Regions from separate parts of the Mus musculus genome. Here region 2 is linked to region 1. A link is a loop called in an ENCODE intact Hi-C map of the cell type or tissue named here. Cell type or tissue: left cerebral cortex. All regions are shown on one strand. Each heading gives the region's core, and the rest is flanking DNA. Links, peaks and the distances in the headings are about the cores only.

Region 1 (11,806 bases), core at 1,522-9,521:
CAACCCCAGCCACCTCAAAACTTAGTAATATTAATATGCAATTAATGCAAAAACTTTTAGCATTTATCAAAATTGTATGGTGCCCAAATCCCCAAACCTGCAAGACTGGCTTTCTGGCTGTCTTACATTTGTATACCTTACAAACTCTACTTGACTCTTGAAAGCTAATTCACTGCAATCCCAGACACACGGAGCATACTTTTTAAAAAAAAAGATAAATTGGTACATTTTATCTAATTTAATTTTTTTCAAGTTCATAAAACACGTAAAGAATCATCACAGAATGAGTTCTGAAAAAGATTTTCAGTTGCAGTTTGGATATGTCACTTTTAGCTTTGGTCACCCAGTGAAATTAGTTCAGGAGCAACAGTTAGCCATTACTTATCTTATTTGGTAATTTCACGTGTAAGTTTACTTTATATGTATATAAACTATGTTTTTTTTTCTTGAAACAGAAAAATGATATGTAGTATAGGCTGACCTTGAACTTGTTATCTTACTGTTTGGTCATACTGGGGTTTTACACGTGTGCATTATTAACCTTGGGTAAGGAGGGTTTATTTTTTGTACTTTTATAACACATGTGTATAACAAGATACACTTTCCTTCCTTCCTTCCTTTTTTTTTTTTTTTTTTTTTGAGACAGGGTTTCTCTGCATAGCCCTGGCTGTCCTGGAATTCACTCTGTAGACCAGGCTGGCCTTGAACTCAGAAATCCGCCTGCCTCTGCCTCCCAAGTGCTGGGATTAAAGGCATGCACTGCCTGGCTTACACTTTCTTTTTAAAAAAAAAAAAAGTTTACATGTGGTGTAACTACTATTTTATCACCTCATAGCTCTTTCCCACTGTAATTATGCTTATCTATGTCTAGCACAAAGGCTTTATTTCTTTTCATAGATGAAGTGTTATAGGACACAAAACAACATGAGTTCATTTCTCCATTTCCCCCACCAACGGACATATAGGTGGTTTCCAGTTTTTCTGTTAGTAGGAGCAGTCTTCTGCTTGCCAAAGGTCCTTGCATGGAGGTCCCTTAGAGTTGACCCCTCAAGCAACAATGCCTGGCTGTAAGACTGAAGGCCTTCAGCATATCCCAGTTCTGATAATTTTCCAAAGCAATTTTACTACTTATACACCCAGTCTCACAAGTGGGCAGAAATGAGCTCCTAGCTGCCCACATCCTCGCTAACACTTGGTTTCATCACACACTACTTTTTGTCAATCAGATAGGTGTAAGATAATATCTCCTTGTGGCTTCAGTGTGCACTTTCCTGATCACTAGGGCAATGGAGTGTCATTTGTAATACTTCCTGCATGTAGGCTTTCTCTTAGGTGAATGGTCTGTTCATAGCTTCACTTCCCCCTCCTCCTCAGTTGCTTAACTTTCTTTCTTTATTGTTGAAGTGCTTCTTTATATATTCTGGGCCTCAATCATTTCTTGTTGAAATGGGTCACAAATAACTTCAACTTGTATATACTTATACTTAGTTCAGAGGCTCCTTCTACCAGGCAACAATAGCAAGGACAAAATAAAAAGAAATAAAAAACACCCTTTATCAATAAATAGAGCCCATAAGACTCCTAGCAAGAGAGGATATGGAGCCTGAATTGGTCATCTCCTGTAACCAGTCAACACTTCTAGTGGAGGGACTGGGACACCAACCCAGCCACAAAACTTTGACCTACAATTTGTCCTACCTACATGGGGTAAAGGTGGCACAGAAAGTATGGGAGTGGCCAACCAATGACTGATCCAGCATGAGAGGGAATCCACCCCTGATACTGCCTGCAGGGCCAGGAACAAGAGGCTAGATAACCTAGAGACCTACGACAGAACCAAACATGACTGACAAAAAACCAAGCAATGAAACACTCCTAATGATATTCTGTTATACGCATAGGTTGGTGTCTAGCTCAATTGTCATCAGAGGGGCTTCACCTAGCAACTGATAGAAACAGATGCAGAGAGACCACAGACAAACATTAGGTGGAGCTTGTGGAATCTTGCATTAATGGGGGAATAAGGATTGTGGGAGTCAGAGGTATCAAGAATGCTACAAGAAAATCCACAGAATCAACTAACCTGGGGTCATAGGGACCCACTAACAACTAGGGAGCCTGCATGGGTCTGACCTAGGCCCTCTGCACATCTGATACAGTTGTGTACCTTGGTTTTCTTGTGGGACTCCTAACAGTAGGAACAGGGGCTGTCTCTGACTCTGCTGCCTGCCTTTGGGACCCTTTCCTTCTACAGGGTTGACTTCTCTAGCCTTAATAGGAGAGAAGGTGTCTAGTCTTACTGCAACTTGATATACTGTAGCTAGTTGATACCCATGAGAGGGCTGCCCCTTTCTGAAGAGAAATAGAGGATGAGTGGATGGGTGGGTGGAGAGGGGAGGTGGTAGTGGGGGACCAGGAAGAAAGGAGGGAGGGGAAACTGTAGTCAGGAACTAAGTAACTAAAAACTAAATCTAGCTAGTCACTAGTCTTAATATACATTCCTCAAGGACTCTCAAATTCATAGATCAGATCATATTTTTGATATCTTAGCATTTTACTTACAAATAGTACTGAGGTATTAAATGTGGGGACCCCTGAGAACATAAAAATAGAAATGTTTTCTGAGAGTTAAAACTACAAAACCTAAGCACTTGTGTATAATTACATAAAAATACTTTTAAGAAGCACAATGTCTTGATCAGATGTCCTGATTAAATACTAAACATGTCACGGGAAAGAATTAGTGGTTCTCTAGAAAAGGAAAGAAAATTAAGGGGAAGCTGTGTGGGGGAATGTCAGTATTGCCTAGTCCAACAGTCCAGTGGGTTAGTTTGGCCAATGGATATGGAGTACAATATGTGACTTATTGATATGACCATGGGAAGAAGCCTGGTGAGGCCAAATGCAACTTAGAGCTTAATAACACTTCAGTAAAGAATGAACAGAGAGCTAGCAAAATAGACAGGCTAAAAGACTGCCTGAGTTCAAATATTTGCTCCATCATTTATAAGTTGCCTCGGACACGTTCTTTCTCTTACAGAGAAAAACATGAGTAATTGCTGGACCTCACTCAGAGTTGTTAAGAGGGCTGAATGATCCTGAGGTACCCAGCAATCAGAAAATATTTGGTAAGTTATCCAAATAGCCAAATACCAGGGGAAAGGCAGAAATACACAGCTGGAAGCTGAGGGTAAACATGAGATCTAGAGAGGTATACAATGAAAGTGACTGTGGGCCAACTCTAGAAGAAACTCACAAAGCGAACTGAATCCTAGCTTCTGGAGATGTAGCAGATAGATTCTGCTTTATGCTAGCCAGGCCATACTCTAAGGCTCAGCAAGCAAAGACTGTGAGGGTATCTGGGCAGATGCCAAAAGATACATTAATATGTATCTGAGCCTTGACTTTTCTGTATAATCTGGATCGCTGAACTAGTCTTCATATTGCAATGGAAAATAGCAACAAGGTCACTTCCCTAGAGTTCTGCCCTCTGCTGTGTTATTTTTGCTTTTGTTCTTTTGGAGGCAGGAACTCTTTACATAGCCCAGGCTGGTGTTCAACATGCTATTCTAGTGACGGAGTCTTCCAAGTTCAGGGATTCTAAGTGAATACCATCATGGCCAGTCTACCCTATTTTCAAATATTGGCCAACTGCAAGTTTCTAGATCAAAGTTCTTCATGCCTTCTGCTAATCCTGCTGGCATAGACTTTACAAAGAGTCATTTAATAGCAGTTCCTTTCTCTGTTTCCTTCCTGCCTCTTACTGCTGTCCTCCAAATGAGATGTTCTTAGCACCCCGGACACTCCCTCCTGCTGTTTTTCTTTCCTGTACTCAGTAGCACCTTTCTCTTCCCCAGTTCAGTTTTGTCTCTGTGTCCCTACTTTCTCTTTTAAGACCCTTTTCTCATAACTGCATGCGCTCTTCTTTTCCACACCCCCTCTCCATCTGTCAGAAGCAGAAATGCTCATCTGTATGGGGAAATTCAGTCTGTACTCAGAAGAAAAACACCGTTTCCTCTATATTTTTAAGCGAAGACATTGAGCTGGCTGCAAAGGGAACTGACAGGTTTGCATGCATGCTTATATTCACTTCCCCTTTGTGGCCAGCAAGGCTTGAAAAACACAGGACACATGGGGTCAGATCTTGTGGGTAAAGATTACATGGTTCCAAGTATGTGTGGCAACTAGGAAGAGAAGATAGTCAAGTAGCAAGTGAGTCTCCTGATCCAATGATTGGATATTTATGACCCTCATAATAGTGAAACCTTGAGTGATGGGTACAGCCTAGAGGCGTGGGGGCTGCTCCCTTAACCTTCTGAAAGGACCATTTTTCTACATCCTTTCAGGCTGTGGTACTATAGATGTTAGTGACAATACCTAGCTCTAAGGAGCAAATAAACTTCTAGAGCTAGCAGGATTAGGCTTTTCTTCTAGCTTTCTTGCCAAGCTAGATTGCTGTTCTAGAAGCACAGAAAGAGATATTCATAGATGAAAATTACAAAGGGCCAGCTTTGTGATACATTTGGTATGAGAAGGAACCAAAGCAGTTCCACACTTCCAGCACTTGGACATGTGAGGTCTCTTTGCAAAGCATAATTCTCTTTCCTTTGAGGAATGTTGCTGAGGAAACAGTGGACTCTAAGCTACACATACCTTATTAATCCCTAGGGAGAGAGCCATTTTACTGCACTAAAGGGAAAAAAATATAAAAGCCTAGTCAGGTCATCAAAAGTGAAAGCATATTCAAAGAAATGTGGTAGATGAAAATGAAAACAGTATGTTCTTGCCAGCTCTTTTGTTTGTGAGGAGGGATGAGGGAGTTGTGTACTCATGTGAGAGATCCATGCAGGATGGAAGGTGGTGACTGAAGCTTTAGTGACAAAGCACACGTTCTCGGGGATAAAACCCTGGATGTGCCCCTGATGTAGAGAGCTAAGCTGCGAGGCACTTCGAGGAGGAAGTATCGGCATAGTTGGCCTGCTACTGGAAGAAGGGAGGACAGTGGAGGAGAAAGGGCATCGCTTCTAGTACTTTCTTCAGAGGATAAAATGTACTATAAAATACATTTGTTAACTATTTTCATTATAAGCCCTTTAGCATTACTTGACTTTTCAAACTGTATCCATTAGCTGCTATAATTTTATTTTAGAAGTTAAATCCCACAAGGTGACCACAAAATTGTCCCATGCTAAAATGTTAGACTGTTTTTTTTTTCTTTTTCCTTTTTCTCATTTCAGTGGGTGTAGGATCTCACTATGTGGCTTGGGTTGTCCTAGAAGCCAGGCTAGCTTCACATAGATCCATCTGTCTCCCGAGTGCAGGGAATAAAGGTGTGCCCCACCACACTCAGCTTGCCAGACTTTCTTTTAACCTCCAGGATAATTAGAGTCATGAATATTTCACAAACGTGACTCATGATAATCATTAAAACAAAATAAGACAAAGCCAAGCCTTAAATGATTTATCCTATTCATGGCTGATGAGTGGCACTGGGCTTTCATCTTGAGAGAATTTGTTGTTTTAAAATTATTTTCACTTTATCACTTTTAAAGTGGTTTTCATGCACTAGAAAAAGTAAATTTATAGATTTCTTAGAGCTTAAAAGGACAAAACCCTCAATATTAAAAAAAAAAATTTCCCCTAGCCTGTACTGCAGTCATTTCCAGCTGGAAACTAAGCAAATTATTTAAAAAAAAAAAAAAAAAAAAAGAACTGTGTTGCGGTGATATACTGCCCTCTGCTGGCCAGAGCTCTAAAGAAGCAAGCACTTTACAGAGCTGTTCCATGTTAAAATGTAACAAAGCTTTTCTTTCCAATTGTTTTCTACTAGGTATTTCAGGTTGGTTTTTCCTAAAATAAAGGCAACAAGAAAATATTAGAAACAGCCAGGTATGTATACTTGTCTAGAGTGACTGATTTCAACTCTAAATTATTTCCACATATCAAAAGGTTGCATCAAGATGCAAGTGCCAATGGATGAGACTCCTAATTTAATAGGAATTATCAGTGACTGCTAAAATCCACTGTGTAAAAGGGTAACATTAAATTTAGGATCTCAAAATATAAGCTTCAGATTACATAAAAAGTTGACATAAGTAAAAGCTATTTTTGGTCAAAGGAGATATGAGATACTTGGTCACCTTATCAGAAGCATCAACGCCCAAACAGCTTTTTGTACGGGTACCTTGTCTTTTTGTTGTTACTTATCTTATTTACTTAGTTTTTGTTTGTTTTAGTTTTCTTTTCTTTTTTTGAGAGAGACAGAAAGAGACAAAGTTGAGAGGGAGGGGAAGGAGGGAGAGAGAATGTGAATTTGGGTAGGGAGGATTTGGAGGATGGGAAAGGATATGATACAAATATATTATATGAAATGCCTTTTAAAATAAAATAAAAAATAACAGATTCTATGAGTGCTATCTTATCTAATGTGAGTCAGGATAAACAACCTTTAACACTTGGGATCAATTCAAGCCCTAGTTGTGTTACAACACATGATATGCTTGTCCTGTTGAAGAAATAAAAGCATTTATCTCCGATATATCTTAAACCTTCTATGTATGTATGTATGTATATATGTACATAAATATAAAATATAGTTAAGTGGTTGTCATTTATTATCAAATTTTGGTATTTTTTGAGACAGGGTTTTTTTGTGTAGCAGAACAGGCTGGCCTCAAACTCACAGAGATCTCCTTGGGATTAAAGGGGTGTGCCACCATCACCCAAACTCTCTCCTCTCCTCTCCTCTCCTCTCCTCTCCTCTCCTCTCCTCTCCTCTCCTCTCCTCTCCTCTCCTCTCCTCTCTCTCTCCCTTTCCCCCTCCCTCTCTCTCTCCCTCCCTCCCTCCCTCGCTTGCTTGCTTTCTGAGACAAGGTCTCATTATATAGACTTGTTTGACCTGAAACTGTGTAGACCAGGCTGGCCTCAAAGTCAGAGAGATCCATCTGTTCTGCCTCCAGAGTGTTGGGATTAAAGACCTGTGCTGCCATGCCTGGCTGTTATCAATTGTTCTAGCAGTTCACATAAACTGCAGTACTTCAATTTTGGGGGTTCTCAATATGAGCAATTGAATTCAAACACTAACAGGTACAGGAAAGAACACCTCGTGCCCAATTCTCTTTCCCTGGCCATTGATATAACCTCCTCCTTGAGTAAAGACAAAAAGGGACACAAACACAGTCTTAATCTTAAAACAATTTTATCGAGAAATTAAAAAGAAGTGGCTAGAAATAAGATGACCTTGTTCTTGGAAAGAAACATGGAGAATTCTGGGCACTGATACATGATCGTAATCTCTTTGCATTCCCAGTTGCTGTGTTGTGATATGGGCATGTGTTTACTTGTGGTAATTCGTGATAGGTCACATTTCTCCCAGACTCTTGTCAAATGCCTTATTTTCTAAAATGCCTGCTTTTAAGGAAAGAAAATAAGTTTCTTTGTACACTTCAAAGGTAGCACAGGCACGGCAGGCAGTAACACAAGAATTGCTGGCTCATTTACATCTTTACCTTTGGCTTTCAAAGTACCCACAGGGAAGAATGGTTGGTTCTGAAACATGATATGAGCATGCAACTGCACACACATGAACACACGTACACATCCATAAAAAGAGGGGAAAAGCCCCCTGATAGTCCTAAAAACCACTGACTTCTCATTCAGGCCCCCAGGGACCTAAAAGCACAGTGTAAGCCTGGTGTGTCTGCCTTCATTTTGCATCTATCTCTTTTAATCTGGCTCATTAGCTTTGTCTACTTCTTTCAATATGAATCACTCAAGGAGTGTCTATCAAATTATCACTTATTCCATTGTCCTTTGAGGCCAAGGACACAGAGACAGGACTAAAGGGGGCATCTTAGTGTCAGCTTTTTACCATGTTCTGTTCCGGATGCCTAAAAGGTGCCTAAAGATATCCAGTTATTATCCTAAACCAGGACTCCCTTGGATTCTATCACCTAGATGATGAAATTTAACCAGTGAGGACTAGAGTGTGAGCAATCATCTCCTGGGGACCACCCTGTTCCCTTGAACAATAAGAAAGCCTACAGACTACCTTTGCTGAACCATAACTGAGACAATGATCAGTGAGTCACACAAACTACTGGCTACACCTTGACTAAGGCTGTATAATTATGCACAACTCTTGCCTCCTTGCCTCAATTTGTCCTCTAATCTACAGCTGATATCAGTACCCTGAGAGGGATTTGGGGTCACCAGACACTGTTCCTCTTTTTGATGTGCACATGATTACCTCTCCTGTCTCTGATTTTCACGATTTGTCATTTGCTTCTTGAGTTGGCATATTAAGATGGGTGGCCAAGGCCAGCCTGTTAGGGTTGCTGGAGAAAGCGCTTTTATCCTAAAACTCTAGTTACACTTGGGTCTTCCACGACTACAGATTCTTGTAGTAGAATGTGAGGACCTGAGAGCAGTAGCACTGGAAACAAGGCTATGGCCAGATACCACATCCTAAAGAGAACAGAAGGTTCACTGAACTTGAACAAACCACAGCTTTGAGTAACAGGACTGCACTGCACATCTAAAGCTAACTGGCTTGTGTAAGCATTGAACTGATGAACAAGGCTTACTGTGGTCCCCTTTGAGGGAAATTAAGAATGGTGTTCTAATATGCACACATTTAGACACGTGTTCTTGTCTTGCACAATAGCTTCCCTCTCAATGCCCTGAGCTACTGATTGGTCAGATGGACAAATTTTAAACTGTCCAGTTGTAGCCAATTTAGATATTAGCTTGGAGAGCCAAAAAGTAAGTTCCCATTTGAAACACACAAGTTCAGATAAGTCTAAGGTATCTCATGTCCTCCTGCTTTTGGTTTTGAGGGAAACTGGTAAGTGACCCTCAAACCCACCCCTCAAAGTTGATAGAGGTAGTAACAACAGCTCACCATGGGCTGCAAAACTGAATGAGCTTTCCTTTTGGATCACTCTTACTAAAATACTCCAAAGGAATTCCAGGGGCCAGATTTAAAACCATCACCTGAGGCAGATCAGAAGGATCAGAAGAGTATGTACTGGAGAGTGCTTGGGCAGATGATCTGAGAAGTAATCAGATAAGGAGATTTACATGTGGACAAAGGAAACCGCACTCTGAAGAGGAGAAAGATGAGAACACAAAGAGCCAGAGAAAATTTGTGATCCCGAAGTCCAAAGGGGCACACTATGTCCTAGAGAACTTGCAACTTGGTTTGATATTCTTGAAATAGCTCCATGACAAGGAATATTTTTGTTAGCTTAGTATTTCCTGCCATTACTTTTTTCTACTACTGGAGAGTATTGTTTACTGTCTTAGAAAATCTTTTATAGTATTTACCTAGTCGTCTCACTTGAGTCGTTTCTTCCCCGAGCCTCATTTTCCACCACCATCTATCACACATTCTCTGTTCTTCCCTTTCAGTTCTTTTAATGAACCATTGTGATTTACCAACTCACTAAGTTTTTATTTCTCAGACACATCACATCTACATCTTCCTTGGATTTGAAGACACTCTAGTTTGTGGTTAGCATTATACTTCTGGGACCTCCATGTGCTACTAGAAATGTAGTAGAAACTCCAATAAATATTTGAGTGAACTGTACTGTTTAAGGAAAATGTATGATAGTGAAATCCAAAATGGTCTGAGAATGGAGCAATGGCCACCATTTTAAGGAATTGTCCATCTTGGGGAACTCAGGTCTAGGAAAGGGCTTGCCGGCTATGCAAACATCCTGGAGATGGGCCACAATGAACACACAGTGGGACAGTAGGGAGAAATTATGTGCCTTCCCCTTTCCTTCTCCAGAAGTTACCTTTGTGCTAAAGAAGAGCTCACCTAAATGACAAAAATGTTAATTGCCAAACAATTTGTGGATTTATTGGCACCCCCACCTCCAACTCCTGGTGACTTTCTGATAACATCTGAATGTGCAGCTCTCCTTGTTCTTTTAATCCCCTGCATCAGTTAACACAAAGCATACAAATTGCTGTGGAGGTTAACTTGTAGATAACTAATGTGTTTGTAGCTATTTTCAGAAGGTCAAGGTTGATTACAGTTCTAGCCAGAGGCGGGCAGGGGAATGGGCACAGAGCCTCCTGCCCATCGTTCGACTGTATAACCCAGGCTTTCCTACCCTTCTTATAACCCAATTCTCCAAGACAGAGCTTTGCTGATGGTTGCCCTCTCCAGCTTCTCAGGATCAATCTTTGAGTAAGCCCAACTTCTCATCATCTACGTACTAGACGAGTGGTAAGCAAATGAGGTGGACTTGGGTTTGGAAACAAGAATTGGCAGAACTGGGCTGGGGATGCAGGTTGCTCAGTGGTCAGTGCTAAATGCACATTTAGCCTTCGGTTATGGTCAGTTCAGACTACATGCTATAACTATTAATTTGTTTTGAAACACATTTGCTACCTCCAAAATCCATCATAAAATGTTCTAACTCATGTACTCATTATTACAACTCCAAATGGAGGTAGAACATGCCAATTAGAAGTAGAGAAAAGTTGTTTATTAGTAACCAAACTGGGTTCTAGTCCCTATATATACTCTGAGCACACAGAGAGCAAGCATCTCTGGGCATCAGTTTTTTTCAATCTTAAAACAGCAGAGACCACTGATGAGCATGAATTTTAATCCAGCCTAGTGATATTTGATTTGAGCAAGCCGGTATAAATAAGAAAACTTCAAGTTTTGTTTTGTTCTACTCTTAGAAAAGATGGATTGCAAAGAAGCTGTTCACAAATGATTTTGTAGTGAAGTTTAGAGACAAATTTATGTTGGTATTTTATTGAGTTACTGGAAAGAAGTTCCTTTTACTATGCTCACAGAAAAATAATTAGCTATGTGTGATTAAACCTTAGAAATGCAACTTCAGCCAATCACAACAATAAAGCTAACTACTTCATGAAATCATCATAAGTATACTACATATATATTTATTTATACAGTACATATTTATACTAAATATATGTATTACCCACTAACTTCCTCCCACTAAAGAAATAGAGAAATGAGGGTTGTGTTTGTTTTTTTTTTTTTAAGGAGGTACTGGTTATATTTACTGTAACTGTTGACTTTCTTCAACAATCTAATTTCCCTTTTTCTCCCCACTGTACTTGGTGTCATGCAAGACTCTACTCATACTGATTAAGGATACTGGAAGAGTGAAGATCAGAGAACTGTGAGTGTGAAACAGTCAATGAGCATAAGCTACTCAGACAGGTAAGGATGATTTTTGGGGGGGGGCTCAGTTTTAGCTTAAAGGTTAACTTTGTAAGTGTCTAAAAGGACTAAACTATTTGAATTGTGAAATCTGATCATTAAATAAGGTAGTCAGCTCAAGAAGTGTTTAAATAGCCACAAGTAACTGCTAGAGTTGTACAAGTTTTCTCATTTGTCAAATTAGCACAGTGTGTACACAGACATTCTGCTGAGGAGAATGTACACTTGGAGAGATATCCTTGGAAGCAATTCTGTAAGACTCACTTTTATTTGCCTTCTCAAGTTTAATTGCATTTTACAAATTTTTAAAACTAAATTTCTAGTAGCTTTTGAATCAAAGGCTGTTACTGAATGGGGCATGAATTTGGGAAGCTGAAGATGGGGAGTGAGTTGTTATTTGTTTTATAGAGACTCACCATCACCTAACATCTAAGTAATAGTATTCTGCTCTTCTTTCATTAGGGAATAGTTGCTACTGATATTCATAGAGGAACCTCTGCTGCTTTCAGCATGGAATGCATTATCTCTATGAGGCAGAGGCTACTGGAAGCTTTGCATAAAAGAAGCTTCATCTCTTAAAAAAAGCTTTGG
Region 2 (11,433 bases), core at 3,434-11,433, 980 kb before region 1:
CAGAAGCTAACAGGGAGCCTCTGTTGCCTCCGTACAGCGCTGCACACCGACATGTGTCACTCAGTAAACACACAGCAGAGAAACCCCTATGAAAGTCCCACAGCCTTCCGCTACCTCTTCACTGAGGGGCTGGAGCTGGAGAAATGAACTCAGGCAGGCCATGCTGGGCGAGTAGTTTACCTACAAGGTCCGCTATACTAACAGCTCCACTGAAATACCTGAATTCCCAATTGCACCTGAAATTGCACTGGAACTGCTGATGGCTGCAAACTTCCCAGTTTGTTAAATAAAATAAATTATAATAAACTGTTCATTTTTTTCAGTATTTAATACCTGTAGTTCAGAATATTTTCACATATAGCCTTATGAAACTGAGCTCAAAAGCTAATTGTTGAACAGATTCTTTCTGCCATTTGCATAGCGGACTTGAAATTTGTTGGCTACATCAACAAATTAAGGACATTTCACAAGCCAAAAAAAAAAAAAAGCCAGTTTATTTAAAAAAAAAAAAAAAAGAAAGAAAGGAGAGTATTATTTGGCAAGGAATCAGGTAGGTAAATCCCACTGCAGAACTAAATGCCAACTGCTGAGGAGACGCAGCAGAGGGGTTAGGGAAACACCTGGAATAAGCACATCTGTAGCTCTGAATTACAAGGGCAAGGGTCATTGCCAGAGAGGCTAGAGGAGGAGGAAGAGATGTCACAAAGGCAGGAGTGTCTAAATCCAAGTGCCGGTGGTGAGTGGTACATGCCTGATAGGTAAAAACGATGAAGCTAGGAGCTATGCTGCATACCTGCAAACCTAATAGCTGAGAAGTAGAGGAAGGAGAACCAAGACACAATAAACCCAGGGTTGGGGTGTAGCTCAGGATTAAGCGTGTTTTCCTAGAATGTGTAAGGTCTTGGGTTACACTGCTAGCCTTGGAAAGAGGAGGGAGAAGGCTGGAGAACAGAGGTCAGGGACAGATGCGGGGCAGGGGCAGGGCCAGGGCCAGGGCCAGGAGCCAGGGTTGCATGAGTTGAAGAACATGTGGGAGCTAAGGAGTACCAGGCATCAAGTCCTCTTGAGGAAGTTCTGCTAAGTAGATGTAAAGACAGCTGATAGATAAATGGGGAGACAGTAGGAGTTTAGAGAAAACCCTTCCCAACAATTTTATTTTCTAAGTATTTTCCAAGTGGTTATAAATATAGCTATGAAGTATGTAAGTCAGAGGTTCTGAGTCAGATAGTTGTAAGCAACTATCACTGTGGGCAGGAACCTGGAGGCAGGAACTGATGCAGAGGCCATGGAAAGGTGCTGCTTACTGGCTTGCTCAGCCTGCTTTCTTATAGAACCCAGGACCACCAGCCTAGGGATGGCACCACCCACAACAGGCTGGGCACTCCTCATATCAATCAAAGAAAATGTCCTACCGGCTTGCTAGCAATGGGACCTTGTGGAGGTATTTTCTTTATTTGGGTTCCCTCCTCTCCAGATGTTTTAGCTTGTGTCAAGTTGACAGAAAGCTAGCTAGCACAAACTAAGATAATGGTAAAGCTATTCGTACGGTGATGGGAATAAGCCAGGAAACAGAAGAGTGGACAGCTAAAGATTTAAGGGATGAGATTCGACATATAAGTGGAGGGACAGGGCAAATGGGAAGTCACTTTGTAGCAAAAAGAAGAAACACACACACATGCAGAGTTATAGGTTCAATGAAAGGACAAGGAACTCAGTGTCTGGGGTTCCATCAACTCCATGAAGCATGAGCTGGGGTGAAGGAGGGGAAATGGGAAGAAGAGCTTGGGGAGGGAAGGCAGGAACAGATAGCTCCAGGAACCAAAGTGCAGAGAGAGGCATTAAGGCTCAGTCAAGAATGAAGTGACAGCAGTGGGTTCCCTTCCAAGCTGATCTTGTGGCGGCGTCTTCTTTATTTGGATTCCCTCCTTCCCAGGTGGTTTTAAGCCAGGTGTGTCAAACTGACGGAAAACTAGCTAGCACAAACCAAGATAATAGTAAAGCAATTTGTCAATTTGCATTTGGAAGCTACTTCTGACACCTCCCTCCACTCACTACACAGCTTCCAGGCAACATCAAGAAATCCAAGCAAATTCCCAATCAGACTAGGCATTAAGTCACAGTGACAAAATCTAAACACAGGCCTAACAACCCCTACCTCATAACTAATATTTCTACCTTCTAAAAATGTATACCTTAGCTAAGCATCCTCTTGGCACGCACGCCACAGCAAAAGTAAGCCTTTTTTTAAAGTCTGCTGTAAAGTAAACCTTAACTGTTCTTCCATGTCTCTCAGCCTGTATTGTTTTTCCCCTTATTTTAAGACAGCGTCTTACAATAAAACTCAAGTGCCTGCAGGAAGCGAAGAAACAGAGGCGTTTATTTTACTGAGCTTAGATGGGTCCACTCTAGTATCCCCTCACCACTACGCCACTAGACCCCAGAGAACCAACCTATCTTCTAGTATTTCTGTACTTTCTGAAGTCCCAGCTTGCACTCAAAACCCACCCTCCACCCTGGGGCACCAGGAGCAACTTCATATGCTTTCCTCCAGGCTACAAGTACTTACCTTGGCTACCTCCCAAGGGTCTTTGGGCCAGAGGCCTGGCTTGCAATTTCCCCAGTGCACGTCTCCATTTCTGTTGATGTGATGCCTCAAGATCTCGTGTTTCCACTCTGCGCATACCTGACACTGAGGCTGAAACTACAGAGGGCAGAGGTGAGGAGGGACTGGGGTGGGCGGGGCAGCAAAACAGGAACACCCCGGAAGTAGGAAGCAGTCCCGCCCCGGGAAGGAAAAAGACTGCAAGCATACGGAATAGGGGGACAAGCTGTGGAGACGCGCCCGAGTTCGGGGTCAGCAGCTCACCTGGCGAGCGCGCGGGCTGCACCGGGAACCGCCGCGGCAGGTAGCATGGGGTCCAAGGCCAGGGACTGCAGCCAGCAGTCCACGGTGAAAGGAGAGCACTTCACGGTCTATGAAACCTTGCAGGCAGCTGCGCAGCAGCAGCAGGCAGTGTCCTGCTTTCACCCAGTTTTTGTACTCGGCGCAATTGAGGCGGGCTGCCAGCTCCGACACCACCATGTCTTACTCCTGAAGGCGGGGCCGGCGGTAAGCACGCGCAGCACCCTGGGATGCTCCCACGCAGCGCAGGCGTAGCCCAACCCCCAAAACGTCCAGACGTTTAGCGTCACTGTGCGGTGTACACTTCAGAGGCTAGAGGCTGGCCACTGTTTCCGCTCCAGGAAGTGGCAGCTCCACCCCCGCTTAAAGGAACCGCTTTGGTTTGTGGACATGGAACATTTAGACTAATCCTTTTAAAGCTTTAATTTTTATTCCTGAATACCCTGCCAACCCTCTAACCAACCTGATCCCCTCCTGATGTGCTGACCTTTTTATTGTAAAGAGGAATGCTCAAGGTGTGTTTCTCGAATGACATGTTCCTTGCATTGTGCAATTCTACAAAATTAACTCATCCCTAAACCCACTGAACAGCAAATTCGGGGTATCAATAACATGCTTACCCTCACCTGAAGCAGGGGGCCTATTGTATTGTGTGCCATGCTCCCCAGTACATATGTTAAAGTGACACTAGGACCAGAAACTCCTTAACTAGAGTACCTGGCAGGAAGAAGCAAAAGGGATAATGTACTTCCTGGATTTGGACAGCTCAGAAAAGGGTTATTTCAGCTGCACAGGGAAGCCATATGCTACACAGACCAGAATGCATTAGATTGTCAACATCAAGTGAGAAAACATGTTTTAGATGCTTTGAGTGAGGTTTTTTGACCTTGGCAAACATATTGAAGTGGTATGGAATCAAAAGAGTCGGAAGGAACACTGTAAACAGAGAAGCCTTGCACAGGCAATGGTAAGGACCACTAGCTCTGGGCTCAAACTCTCAATTTTTTGTGTTTTGATCTTGGCTGATCCTAATTTTAATATTATTAAGACGTTATTTCCTTCTTTGTAACTCGGTTTATCATCTGTAAGAGGAGGTTATTAATACTTACCTCACAGTGTGGTGAGGAGCATTTATACAGATGGGAACACTTACAATGATGCCTGGCACACATTAAGCTTTGAGTAAATGCTAACTTATTTTATATTGACGCAAATATGCTCTTTCATCCACTGTTTACATTATTGGACATTTTATCAAACCACTGGCCAGTTGGAAGTGGGGACAATTTATAAAAAATAGAGACCAGATGTGATGATCTGAAGACTCAAAGTACAGTCAGTGTAGGCAGGCTCTGTAATACTTTAATAAAGTATATACCAATTTTGTCTTACTAACCTCAACATTAGACCCATTCAAAGCAAATGATGGGAAATACCCTATTCCCATCAAATCAAATCAAATCAAATCAAATCAAAAATTCCAAAAAAAACCCACCTCTGAATGAAGTCTACATTAGGACTTTCCTTTTTCTGACTAAAACATTTTCTGTAAGTATGAACTTTGTATCAAGAACAACTGAAAGGGGGGCCTGGGAGTAGGGAACAGCCCTGTTTTCCTGGTACTCAGAAGTGGGTCACTTGGACTTAGGAGGTTCAAGGTCAGCCTGGGCTACATGGCAAGACCCTGTCTTGTTTAAAAAAAGAAAGAAAAAGCTTAATTGGAATTTCTCTTGGAGGGGAAAAACATGGCAGAAAAACCATGTATGCCTATCCTTAAGTCCGTTAACTGTCAAACAACAGTCAGTCCCTGCAGTTACTAAGTGGCCTTATTTTTGATGACATTCCCCCTTTTCTCTTAACGTGAAAAGTCCTTTTATACTTTTTGAAATGAAATTTTTGTAGATGTAAAAGGGAAAAGGGTGAATCAGGACTGATGTCTTCTTTCAGGGTTGAACTAATACTAAGCCAGGATTACAACCCAAAACATCTTCACCAAAGAGAGTTGGTAGTTCTCTGAAACTTGTATAAATTTTATTTATTACCGTAAATACTAAAATCACATTGAAAACACCTTAAAATCAAGTTCCAAACCACCTACTAGAGAAAAATCACTATGGCATCCAGTTTCTTTGATTGAATCTGGTTAACAAAAGAGGCAAAAGACATGGTTCGTGGTGAAAGTTACGATTCAAATGCTAAGTATTTCCAAGCTTTAATAAAGTATATACCAATTCCAAGTACCAAGCATGATATCAAAATTCAAATTCATTGGTTTACTCTTAATAAGCATCAAAATCAAATTCTGTTCATTGAATCCTATCTTACTTGATTTACACAATGCATTCAAAGGTGTTATAATTAGGAAAAAAGTAGCCATTGAATGCATCATGTATAAAAATTCATTTAACATTTTAAAACCACACTTAAAAGAGAAAATACCTGAAAAGTTAATTCTATTAATAAAATTATTTGAAACAATATCATCCTGCAGATAAAAATACATTTCTTGTATATACATGTAGATTTCTACATGAAAGCTAGGATTCAGCTCCAAATAGAAAAGGATTGACTCCTGATCAAGACATCTTAGATTGCCGAACCCATGTGATTAGTACTGTGAAGAGAACTGGAAACAGAAGGAGAAAAAGGTTAAGCTAAAGGAAGAATCAAAGTTTAGTCACCTACTCTGGAACAGTGGCAGAGTTGGGTGAAAAGCAGGAGATGAAAGCAGAAAAGAGACAAAGAAGACAAAGAAGGCCTCAACTCTGACTGCAAGGGAGACTCAAGCCAAGTTGAGGAGAACACATGATACAGTTGCAGTAAGATACTTAAAAAACTAGAATTTCATGGTTATACTTGTAGAAGCTCAATCATCTTAAAATGTAATCAGACAAACATCTAAAATTTCATCAAGGATAATACATTGTCTAGATAACTCAGCATGATATTATCATTTAAAAAAACACACAAAACAAAACAAAACAAAAACTCCTCCAAATAACATCAAGTTATCAGAAGACATTTGAATCACACCATATTCATTAAAGTTTAAAAAGTCCCTGACTGGCTTCAAGAGACAGTACAGTACTCTTAAAAAGAAATCCTATTGAGATGTACCAGTGCCAGAAACTCCACTGAACACTGGACAGGCACTGCACTGTGGACTTTTTAAATGACTGGACTAGGTTGTGACCAGCAAAACGTCCTATTGTCTTGCTGACGACAGATTAAATTGAGATTGTTTAGAACAACCCCAAATGGGCTGGGGAAGGTAAAAAGTTAAATAAGATAAAAGAAAAACGTCATGCAAATTAGAGCAGTCACGTTTTTGTTCCTAGTTAATGCTGTATACATTTTTAAGTATACCTTAAAAATGACATTTTCCTAGCAAAAAGGTTCCCATTTTCTCACATATGAGAATCGTATTCTTTGGGATCCTTGATCTCTTTTTTAAAGACAAAGCTCTTTCATTTTAGCAAAATCCTATACTGAAAAACAACTGAGGTGCTAAAGACTATCACCAGTCAGGTTAGGAATGTCTGAAGAAACTAACCTTAAAACAAGAATGTTTTTGGTCAAATTTCAGACATACATAATTAAAAAACTGACTGGCCCCACCAGATTAAAGATGAAGGGAGGCCCTAAGAACTCTAGAGAGCTTATACATACACAAGTGTCTCTTTTAGATCCTAGTTTTATTAAATATTGCTTCTTTGGGATGTGTTTAACAGCTCCCAAAACCATTTCGGAGTAAGGATTCAAAGCGGGCATATTAAAATACAGCTTCAATATAAAGTTTGTCACAGTTTTACAGTATTCAAAACTGACAGACCTGCCTTAAAAAATAAAAATAAAAATCAAAAAGGACCATTACACCCAAAACATAAGAAAACAATTAAATAAACAAGTTTGGCATTTTCATTATTTTATAGTATAAAACAGAATATTAAATCTATTACTGGCACGAGGACACTGATCTGTTACCTAGTTTGAAATGTGTCGCATTTAAACACACTATACAAGTTCACTATACAAAAAAATTGATGGTCTTTTTGATGAAGTGCACCCTGAAAATGTTGCCAGTTTAGAATATTTAGCTCTTAAGGTTAAAAAAAGTCCTTTTCCTTTTTAAAACTGAAGGCTGAATTCAGCCTTTTTGTGTGTGTGTGTTGTTTTGTTTCATTAGTCAGCCTTCCTGGTTTAAAAACAATAGTGTCTATGGACGCCCACCAGGGGGCAGTGTAAGATTAGCCATTAAATCACGAACAGCTGCAAATATTGTGCATTCACCTGCAACAGAGAAAAATGGTCATTAGCTATTCGCAGTGGAGGAGAGACGTTAACACACCAGTGAGGGAAGGGATGGTTAAAATCAGTCACGAATTTGAAATCAAAGACGTTAAGTATTTTAAACTATTCAGATTTTAGGCAGTAGGAACTGGTGTGGTGTAACATTATATTTGGGTTGGGCATTGTTTTTGTCTCAGGAAGAAACTGGGAGCACATGTCAAGTTTAAACAGAGAGAAAGAGATGCTTTCAGTGCACGGAAGCAGTGCCACATTGGATAAGACTTGAACAGTCTGACTCTAGAATACTTAATGCATTCTTGATCTAACGATAGTTCTAATGTATATCAGTGCATTAGTTATGACATCCGTGATGTCCTTCCAGCTAACTCTGCATGAAAGGCCAGATAAGGCTACTTCCACTAAGTTATAGTAATACTGCTGACCAATACAATGTTCTGCAGCAAAAGAAATGTCCATGCTCTACACAGCACTACTTTGGCTAAGAAATTCAACATTTTCATTTTATATTGTAGTTAGGTTAAATTTTAAATTTGGCTAGTGAAGTTATACTGCACAATGAAAGTCTATGACAGCTCATAGAGATTGTTGGCTTCATGGAAATATTTGACTTCTAAATTTACACATTAAGACTGAAGTCAATTAAATACAAAAATAAAGGAGGTTTTGTTTCTGTTTTCAAAGGAGAAAAGGTTTATTAAGCTTAGGTATTTTTCCCCTTTTCTTTTCATTGTAGTTGTTATAAGACAACGAATGGTCTATGTAAGCCAAACTGGTTTAGAACTCAAAACTCTCCTGCCTCAGCCTCCAGGGGCAGAGATTACAGGTGTAACACCACTGAACCAAGCTAGCATTTTCCCTCAAAATGTTTGCACTGTGGGAGAAGGGCAAGGAAGCTGACATATCTCATGGCAAGGATGTAAAAACTCGATTGTGGAGGTACAACTCATACTCCTCATCCTCACGCCAAACTAGATCCTTCCTGTTAGAACAGGCTTTGACACTACTTATGGCTGATAGGGGGTGAACGGAAGCCCTCATAGGAATTATGGCCTGTCAAAGGGTAGGACACTGTGTTCCTGTGCAAGTCACTGCCAGTCTTTGCTCCAAGCACTGGAAAATGAGGGTACAGACAAAAGGACAAAGGAAATCCAAAGGTTTGTCCAACCAAAGAAGGAACAAAAGAAAAAAAGAAAGCACCCCCATAATACCTTACCAATTCTTAACAAACTGCGGTGCGTATGTGTGCATGTACATGTGCAAGCGCATGTGTGTGCATGCATGCCTGTGCATACAGGGACATGCATACACACTTTGACACTTTACACTGATAGGTAGAAAATTTGCTAGATCACAGTAAGATCAAATCATTTCCCTTTTAATTTTTCAATCCCAGTGGATAGGACATACTTAAAAGTTATCCATATGAAGGAATTATGTTTACCATCCGAGTTCTACTAGACTGCTAACTTGAGAATTGTGATGGCTTTAAATTTTGATTCCTGAGGGCCTATTCTCAGCTGAAGAGAAAGGTTAAAGAATGAAAGCAGAAAGTTGTCAGAAGTATTCTAACAAACGAAGCACACTGTTCTCTACTGCCCAGTGGATTCCTTAGAAACTGAGGCAAGCCCTTACCTAGGTATGGAATGGGGGAACAGATAGCTTTTAAAAACTTCCTTTTCCCCTCAGGATTCCTAAAACTTTTGACACTGATACTTTAAAATGTTTCAGAGAACAGCTTTGTCCTCATTTCTCCTAATTCTGTTTGCAAGCTATTCTAAGGCTATAAAGAGGACTTCCTTAGCATCAGGCATGAGCGTACATTCATAAATATTAGAAATGAGCAAAACTGAAGCAAAGTTCTCTTTGCTGAGCTTCATGATTTAGACCCCCAAATTTGGCATTGCCAGGAGTTAAGTGTGGGCTACTCCATTGTCGAAGGGACCTCATTTATCTGTCAAGAAACACTCTGGTTTCCTGGGAAATGTCCAGTCTCAGAGCTTCACTGTGCGTTCAGGGTAAAGGCTCACTTGCACCCGCCTGACACTTACATAAGAAGCCCAAAAAGCAGCGATGCCATTTGTATCAGCTTTTATTCTTCACAAAACATTTAGAAGATACACAACTTTTGATAATAGTATTCTATTCATGATCGAACCATGGAGTATGAGAAACCAACATGCATTCCAACTTTGTGATGTACAGAGCGGCAGGTACTGATGGCAAGGCAGGGATTCACAGCCCCGGAAAAGTCTATCATCCTAACCTAGGGCTTTGTGGCAATGTGTGCTATAAATACAAGCTTCTGGCATTGGCAACTGGCTCAGTCCCAATAGTCATTTGCTAACAAAAAAGTCCAGGCAGCAGAGAAATGGACAAAACTGAAGAACCAGTGAGAAAGAAAGAAAGCGACAGGCAGACACTAACTAAGAGGGCCATGGCAACAGAGTACTAGTGCTAGGATTGGGATGCAGAGTAGGGAAGGAGGGAGAAGAGAGGGAACGGGAGGGAGGTCTCTCTAAAAGGAAGTGTTATAACATATATGCAACAAAATACCATCTACTGCTCATGTACCTTGTCGTGGAGGGTTCATCTCTGCAAACCTCTTCAGAATGTTGCTGACCATCATTGGCGCAGCAACAGAAGAGTTCTGCTGTCTGGGAATGTCTGCCTGCTGAGTGGTACCTGAAGCCATATCATAAATAATTGGAACTATTATACTAACAGGTTCTTGGGGAGGGACTGATGTTTTCTGAGTTAGTTGAAGCTGTAGATAAAGAGAATAAAAACAGAAAATCAAATATTTGTCTCGATTTGTGAGAGGTACTATCATTTACTTTCAGAATAAGATACAGCAAGTACAGGAAAATTAAATATGAGGAAAAAAGTGAGACCCACCCGAGTGTTATAATTGTCTCCCAATTACAACCTTGAATAAATCTCTGTTGTTACTAAGGGAGCTAAGAACCCCACAGTCTAACAGTGGAAAACCCTAGACATATAGCTAACAGGGAAGAGCTCACTCAAAAGATGTTCTACAATGCTCATGTGGCTTTTTCCTCAGAAACTCTACACGCACAGACGATGTCAGGTGATACTTACAAAAAATAGCATTTTGGATTTCAGGACCACAGCTGGTGTCCCAGGCGGTGCAATTGGTGGTGCGCTGGGAGGGATGGTGAGGCAAAACTGAACGTTCCATTTCAGCTGCGTTGCTTGATCTGGGAACTGTTTTAAAGGGGAAAAATAATGACAAAAACCTCTTAACATTTAAAAATTACATCTGCTATGGAGTCTGAAGAGTTAGAACTTCACCTTACATTTATTGATCCAGACAGCATGCACTTTTACTTAAAAAAAATCCATGAAACAACTAACTAAAAGCTCTGGGGTAAATTTGGGCGCTATGTTCTCCTTTATTCCGCCCAAGGCCAGTGGCTGCAGTGTCTCTGACACCAACTCTTGCCCCATTGTTTTCATAAAGCCATCAACACTCGGGACTTCACTGCTTCCTCCCTGCATCCCAGCCAGTGCCCCATTTTGAGTGAGGCTCTAATCTCGCTCACGAACATGCAGTGGCACTCTGACATATGCTGCTCCCTTCTACAAATAAGGATCAACTCATGTCACTTAAAGTTCTTGCTGACTGACGTTCATTTTGGTTTCTAACTGCTTCCCTAAATAAACGACTGAAGCCATGGTGATCGTTTGGAAGAGAAAATCACAGGTGCTTTTATAGATACATATTTACTCCTTCAAAATCTCAAAGAAATCTTTCTGACTTATAATGTCTGTTATATCCTATCAGATGAAAATCTAAACAAAACCAAAAAGAAAGAAAAACAAGAAAAAAAAATCCTTGCTTCCTTAAACCTGATATTAAAATGGCAACAAGGAGGAGGGGGGTATTAGGTTAATCAAATAAACACCATCTATCATAAAGGCTCAAACTATATAGTTTTAAGAAACACCTAAAACATAGGGCTGGAGAGATAACTCAGCAGGTTAAAAATGCATACTGCTCTTCCAGAGCACCCAAGTTTGATTGCTAACATCTATATAGGGTAGCTCACAACCAACTTTAACTCCAGCTGAAAGGAATCCGATGCCTTCTCTTTTGGCCTATGCCAGCACTCATGTGCATATAGCATACACAGAATGCACATATATAGACATGCAAAGTAAAATGAACATCCATCTTGGGATGCCGAGATGGCTGAGAG

Evidence for each region. Peaks named below come from ENCODE experiments on the same cell type or tissue, not always from the same donor. Only the 100,000 strongest peaks of a DNase experiment are listed, where the experiment ranks them.
Region 2: it touches region 1 in a loop (8-fold over the local background); 5 of 42 quality-filtered maps call a loop at or near these places.

Annotation. Positions count from the first base shown.
Region 1 is chrX:13,651,204-13,663,009 of GRCm38, forward strand. The region is part of intron 5 of Cask (calcium/calmodulin-dependent serine protein kinase (MAGUK family)); the gene reads right to left. Gpr82 (G protein-coupled receptor 82) reads left to right here and starts at 10,160. Exons shown (of 4, transcript NM_175669.3): 1 at 10,160-10,240; 2 at 11,125-11,215. In left cerebral cortex, for the core only: CTCF peaks have their summits at 4,112 and 5,747 (motif pointing left); DNase peaks (open chromatin) are centred at 3,915, 4,507, 4,841 and 5,738; H3K27ac peaks cover 2,670 bases.
Region 2 is chrX:12,670,460-12,681,892 of GRCm38, forward strand. Med14 (mediator complex subunit 14) reads right to left here. Exons shown (of 31, transcript NM_001048208.1): 29 at 10,313-10,438; 30 at 9,785-9,977; 31 at 4,912-7,192. The coding sequence ends at 7,119. 1810030O07Rik (RIKEN cDNA 1810030O07 gene) reads right to left here and starts at 3,180. Exons shown (of 7, transcript NM_175141.6): 1 at 2,867-3,180; 2 at 2,567-2,701. The coding sequence starts at 3,082. In left cerebral cortex, for the core only: a CTCF peak has its summit at 7,130 (motif pointing right); DNase peaks (open chromatin) are centred at 7,149 and 8,198; H3K4me3 peaks cover 392 bases; H3K27ac peaks cover 510 bases.